2 separate regions of the Homo sapiens genome follow, and region 2 is linked to region 1. A link is an interaction called in ENCODE POLR2A ChIA-PET data of the cell type or tissue named here. Cell type or tissue: OCI-LY7. All regions are shown on one strand. Each heading gives the region's core, and the rest is flanking DNA. Links, peaks and the distances in the headings are about the cores only.

What was found. ChIA-PET counts read pairs that join two places held together with the same protein. Peaks named below come from ENCODE experiments on the same cell type or tissue, not always from the same donor. Only the 100,000 strongest peaks of a DNase experiment are listed, where the experiment ranks them.
Region 2: POLR2A ChIA-PET joins it to region 1 with 8 read pairs; 2 of 35 experiments call an interaction of 5 or more read pairs at or near these places.

What each region holds. Positions count from the first base shown.
Region 1 is chr4:139,212,664-139,215,584 of GRCh38, forward strand. All of the region lies in intron 1 of LOC105379412 (a long non-coding RNA gene), which reads left to right. Among named protein-coding and RNA genes, the nearest start is that of ELF2, 37 kb to the left of the region's middle. In OCI-LY7, for the core only: no CTCF peak of the experiment used is centred there; a DNase peak (open chromatin) is centred at 1,618; H3K4me3 peaks cover 1,415 bases; H3K27ac peaks cover 2,500 bases.
Region 2 is chr4:139,123,494-139,126,414 of GRCh38, forward strand. It overlaps ELF2 (E74 like ETS transcription factor 2), which reads right to left. Exons shown (of 10, transcript NM_001331036.3): 4 at 1,671-1,836. Among named protein-coding and RNA genes, the nearest start is that of ELF2, 52 kb to the right of the region's middle. In OCI-LY7, for the core only: no CTCF peak of the experiment used is centred there; no DNase peak of the experiment used is centred there.

The DNA of each region.
Region 1 (2,921 bases), core at 125-2,624:
CTCAAAAAAAAAAAAAAAGTATTTTAAGATGGCAACAGCAGAACACTAAACCAAGTACAGGGCCCATCTAAGCATGGGGACATGTGCAGCCACACAGGTTGCACACCCATGAGGCCGGTTCTGAAGAGGAGTGATGTCAAGTTGGAATGCCATGCAACATGGCAGGTTATTACAAAAGTTGGTTTGCATGGGTAGTTCTTTTGCTATCTGTTAAATTCTATCACATAGGCAAGTCTCTGTTTAAACAACTTATAAAACTGTGTTTACCAGGGTAAAGAAAAGAGTAAAGCTCTCTGGAGATCACTACAATGTAGGGTGAAAGAAGAATCAAGCAATAATAGAACACAGAGAGCTTAACTTGCCCAAAGTTACATATACATTATTCATTATTCAATATACATATTCATTATTCATTATGTATTTGAGCTAAGACTACAGAAACCCTGTTCACTTCTCTCCACCTCCTGACTGCCTCGAGCACTACAGTGTCCACAAGCCTTGGAAATACAAGGAAAATAGTATATTTATTTTGGTTTGTTCCGATTAACATTTGGACCCATTGCTTTAAATGTAAAGGTCCTTTACCTGAAATGGTATCTGGAGGTTGAAAAAATATATTGAGAATATTATTCGAAAATGTAAATTATCTGCTGTCTAAAAATAAGTTTATCTTAGGAGTGATGATTGCACATTATGAATGTACTTAATGAACTGTTTGCCTAAAAATGGCTACAATGGCACAGTTTAGGTTATGAATATTTTACCACAATTTTTAAAATAAAATAAATTTATCCCAGATTTCCCAACTTTTTAGACACCCAGTACACGTTGGACATTGAAAGCCATCTAATATATGTTATTGAGTGAAGACCCATGTTATTCCACACTATGGATAGGCTGTATCTTTTTTTTTTTTTTTTTTTTTTAGACAGAGTTTCACTCTGTTGCCCAGGCTGGAGTGCAGTGGCGCGATCTCGGCTCACTGCAACCTCCACGCCCCGGGTTTAAGTAATTCTCCTGCCTCATCCTCCTGAGTAGCTGGGATTATAGGCACCCACCAACACGCCTGGCTAATTTTTGCATTTTTAGTAGAGACGGGGTTTCACCATGTTGGCTGGGCTGGTCTTGAACTCCTGACCTCAAGTGATCCGCCCACCTCGGCCTCCCAAATTTCGGATTACAGGCGTGAGCCACTGCACCCAGCCAGGATGTATCATTTTTATGTAAGAATACTGAAACAGAGAGTAGACAGGAGCAGACAGTCTTTTTAGTTCACATACTTTTGCATTATTCTAATTGTTTATAGGGTGCATATATACTGTTTTAAAAATCATTTTTGACAAGATATTTCTATTTGGGGGATGGAAAAAATGAAGAAACAAATACATTAGAAACAGTCCTCATAGTTAGGAATTAGAGAGAGCCTGGATCTGCAGGTGTTCGGCTGCCTCATGGGCCACTGTTGGCCACTCTGAGATCCGCTTCATTACTGTGAACACAGACCAAGGTCCTGCATTCAGAGCACGCTCTAACCAAAAAGCCGGGTTCTGGTGAAGGCTCTCTTATTGGCTCTTACACGTCTGCCTGCTTGGCGTGTCCTCATATGGCCTTGCCTCTGGGTGCATGGGAAGAAGCAGAGCTCAGGTTTCTCTTCCTCTTCTTTCAAGGACACCAGTCCCATCAGATTAGGGCCCCACCTTCTGACCTCATCTAACCTTATTTACCTCTTTGAAGGCCCTGTCTCCAAATATAGTCGCACTGGGGTTAGGGCTTCAACATATGAATTTGTGAGGGGTGGTAGGGGGACACAATTCAGTTCATAGCAATACCTTTTATCAAATTGTCTTTCAGAAAGATTATACAAATTTATACTCCCTTTAACAGTGTTTGAGAGTGGCTATCCTGTACTCTCAACAAAGATTTTAACATTTTAAAAATCTAGATTATTTTGAAAATGGATTTTGAGGACCTCCAAGGACAAATGTTCATAACTGTACAAATAGGAGGCTTGGCTAAGTGACTTGGGTCAGGATAAACATTTCAATATTAAATACTTTAGAGACTCTCAGATTCATTTCCTTGCCTGTGGGTTACATAACATTAAGAACTTTGGTTTGTCTTTGAGCCTGGGAGGTACCCATGCCTCATAACTAGGAAAAAGCTTACCTGTGCACTTACATACTTTTCTAAAACCTAATGGAAGCAGTGCCCTAGTGCAAGGTTTAGAGAAAATGAAAATGAGTTGCTGAGAAAGGAACTAAAAAGTATTCTGGTAGATGAATTGGGTGGAATGTTAAAAAAATGTGAAGGGAGAAGTCATCTTGAGTACTGGGATTGAGAAGAATTCTTTGATATTAAGTTCCATAGCCTTTGGGTACTTATTTGATCACAGCTGCTTTTCTAATCCCTAGTGGTAGCTGAGCCCTAGGGAATCTTTTTTTTACTCAAATCAACCAGGGAAATGATGACCCCTTTCTCTGTGTATCTCCTTGTCAGGCAGCAATAGACCACATCTTCCAAACTACCAGACAAGAAGAAAACAACAGATTTTTTTTGCGTATATACTAAAGTCCTACTACAGATTGCAGGAGCTCAACTGCTTACAAAAGAGGAAAAAGTACAACCATGGTCTGCTCTTTCCTTGCTTGCCCTTTGCTTCCAGGTGCAATGATTTCATAGACTTCTTTGCTAATGGATAGAGCCCAGGGGGAAATAGAAAGAACAAAAAAACCTTGAATTTTTTTAGCATTTATATTTAAGCATAGCTTTAATTTTTTTAATGAAACATGCCCATTTAAACCAATCTAAATACAGAAAAGTATAAAGTACAAAGTAAAAATCACCTGGAGTATTATTACCCGGAGACAACCATGGTCATAATTACAGATATAGTAAAATGATTTTATATAAAGAGCTCATAT
Region 2 (2,921 bases), core at 224-2,723, 89 kb before region 1:
TTCCTATTCTGAATTGGTTTTACTTGAATTAATCTAAATTAATAAAACATTTACAGTCAATTATACCAATAATAAGATTCAACCAATCTGCTCTGGTATTTTAATGTGATAAACATCCTAATTTACTAACTTATGCAAATTTGGTGCTATAGTTTTTATCTTTTTTAAAGTTTCCAACTTGCTATCAAAATCATAGTTTTCCTTATTTTTTGACCAAAACACCATCCAGAAATTTCAAACAGGTTCTACTTTTTTCCATTCAACTTAAGCTACCATACTTTTTTCTTCTGCTATTAGTGTTCTGTTTAGTTATGCTCTTGTAATAAAATCAGTTACAATATATAATCCAAAACATCATCCTACAAAATACTTTTAACTGTTCTACCTATCCTTTTCCTCAAGAAGAAAATTCAACTCTGCCACTATACTTCTAGCTTCAGACTGGAAAATTCTCCAAACTCTCATAAAAAGATATGCACTATATACTGTAAATCAGATACCACTCCAGACTACAGTCACGAAGCCCATATGAAGTCCTTGGATGCCTGGTTTTTTGTTTATTTGTTTAGAAATGGGGTCTTGCTATGTTGCCCAGGCTGAACTTGAGCTCCTGACCTTGAGCGAGCCACCTGCCCCAGTCTCCCAAGTAGCTGGGAGTACAGATGCACACCACCACACCCAGCTTGGCTGCCTATTTTGATAAATGAATTTTCCATTATACCTGAGGTTTGCTAGCACTGCAATCATCAGTGCTCTGAAAAGCAAGGTAACTTTCAATCCCTTAGCTCCACAAAAAATAAAATTAGAGGAAGAACAGTTTTATGCTGGAAGAGGCTAGTAGCCCTAAGGGGTACTACTGGACCTCATAAGAAGAAATACATCACATACTCAAAATTTTAATCATGAAAGTTTCCTACATTTATAAAAATGTATCAAAATAGTAAAGAATTTTTACTAGGATTAAACAACAAGTATAATGATTCTTTTTCTCCATTAACAGCTAAAGATGATACATTTGCATGTTTATTATTATGTAAGAGTCACTACAATCCTTCTGATAAAATACTCTATTTTCTTCATAATCAATGGCAAAAACTAAAAGATTTCTCTAAGAATTATAGATACTAATCTCCAATTAAACATATAGCTATCTCACCAGAAATAGACTGAAATACTAAGATCTCTAAGACGACAAAAAGCAAAGAGGAAACTGATAGAACACTACAATGATGCTTCTGATATTAATGAAAAGAAATCTTATTGCTCCATCAATATTAACTCAAAGAAACTCATAATCAATTAGACAATGATAGAATACCATTTTTTTTAATTTAAAAAGCTGTCCTCATAATACTAGCCTATTGACTTGTATAAATAACAGCTAGGATTTATACTCTCAGAAAAAAAATAATAAAATAACTTTATCATTATGTGAAGCTGTAATTTTGTGCATAGAGTCCATGATATGAGACTGTTACACCTCATAGAATTATACAATAGAAGTTTTATATCTACACAAATTCCCTTAAACATAGATGTTTCACTGGTTTCCAAGCTATACTAAATAGCATTAAAAAGGTTTTTCAGTATATTTTTCATCTGGCAATAGTATTGTTGAAGCTTACAAAATGAGAAAGTTATAAATAATGAACATTTTATGAGATGTCTACCTGTTTCCACATTCTCGGTCTCAACTTCTTGTTCTTCTGCCACATCTTGCATCATATAAGTCTCATCATCATAAACCAGAACCTGGGCTGCATAGCCCTGCTCTAATCTGGCACTTGGAACTGGCTCCACAATCACTGCTGGATATTCAGAAACCTTTTCACTTTCCTATAAGAGCAAATTTAAAGAACAATCAACCTTTGTATTTACAAATTCTGAATTCACTTATAAATCCTTGAACTAATACAGTCTCGAGCAGTCCACATAATGAGTTTCAAATATTATAAATATGAATGTAAAAGCCAAAACAAGAGATGAAAAGGGCTAACTTTAATAATCCTTTCAAGTCTCAAGAGGTAAGACATAGATTAAACATTTTAAATAATCTGTGCTTTAGGATTAAGTTGGCAGATTAAAAACATGCATATAATTTCACTTAATTATGAAAGCTGACTAAAACAACAGTAAAAGACTCTTTTATACCTAAACCCACAAGGACAAGAGGTGAGAGCAACAAACAAGAAGAGGTAAGAACAACAAAATCCTGGAAGACTGAAAGTGTCTGGATGAGTATGGAGTGGGTTAGCAGACCCAGCAAAGCCAAATCAGTCTGGCAGCAAAAAAAAAAAAAAAAAAAAAATCTGAGAAACAACACACTGTACAGTGTAGAGAATCTACAGAAAGCAACACCAATTACATGCACTTTTGATTCCTAGACCTTCTCTCTCCTTCATGATGCTAAGCAACCAGACCTCCTCCACCTCAGCAGAAGACAGGTTACTTTCCAGAGAGGAACAACAATAGCATCTTTGAGGCATAATAGGCACAGTTGTTAGCATCATACTCTACCCAAAATGGAGTGTCCAACTAGCTTTTTAGTCCATCACTTTTAGTCATGAACAAAAAGCCAAATATTCATATTCCACACACAGAGAAGATATTATAAAGTAAGAACAGATCACAATTCAGTAAAGAACATTTTAAAATACAAGTAAAAGAATTTTTGGAAATTAAAGATACAATAGCTGAAATGAATACAGGCTTGGAAGATAAAATTGAGGCAATCTCCAGGAACCAGAGGAAAAAAGATAAAGCAATAGAAAACAGGAGAGAAAAGATGGCAATATTAGATGACCAACCAGTCCAGGAGGTCCACTATCTGAATAACAGAGTTCCAAAAAAATAAATCATAAGGAAAAAACAAGAAATAGAAAGGAAAAAAAAAAAAGGTTTGGAAAGAAATCAACAAGAAA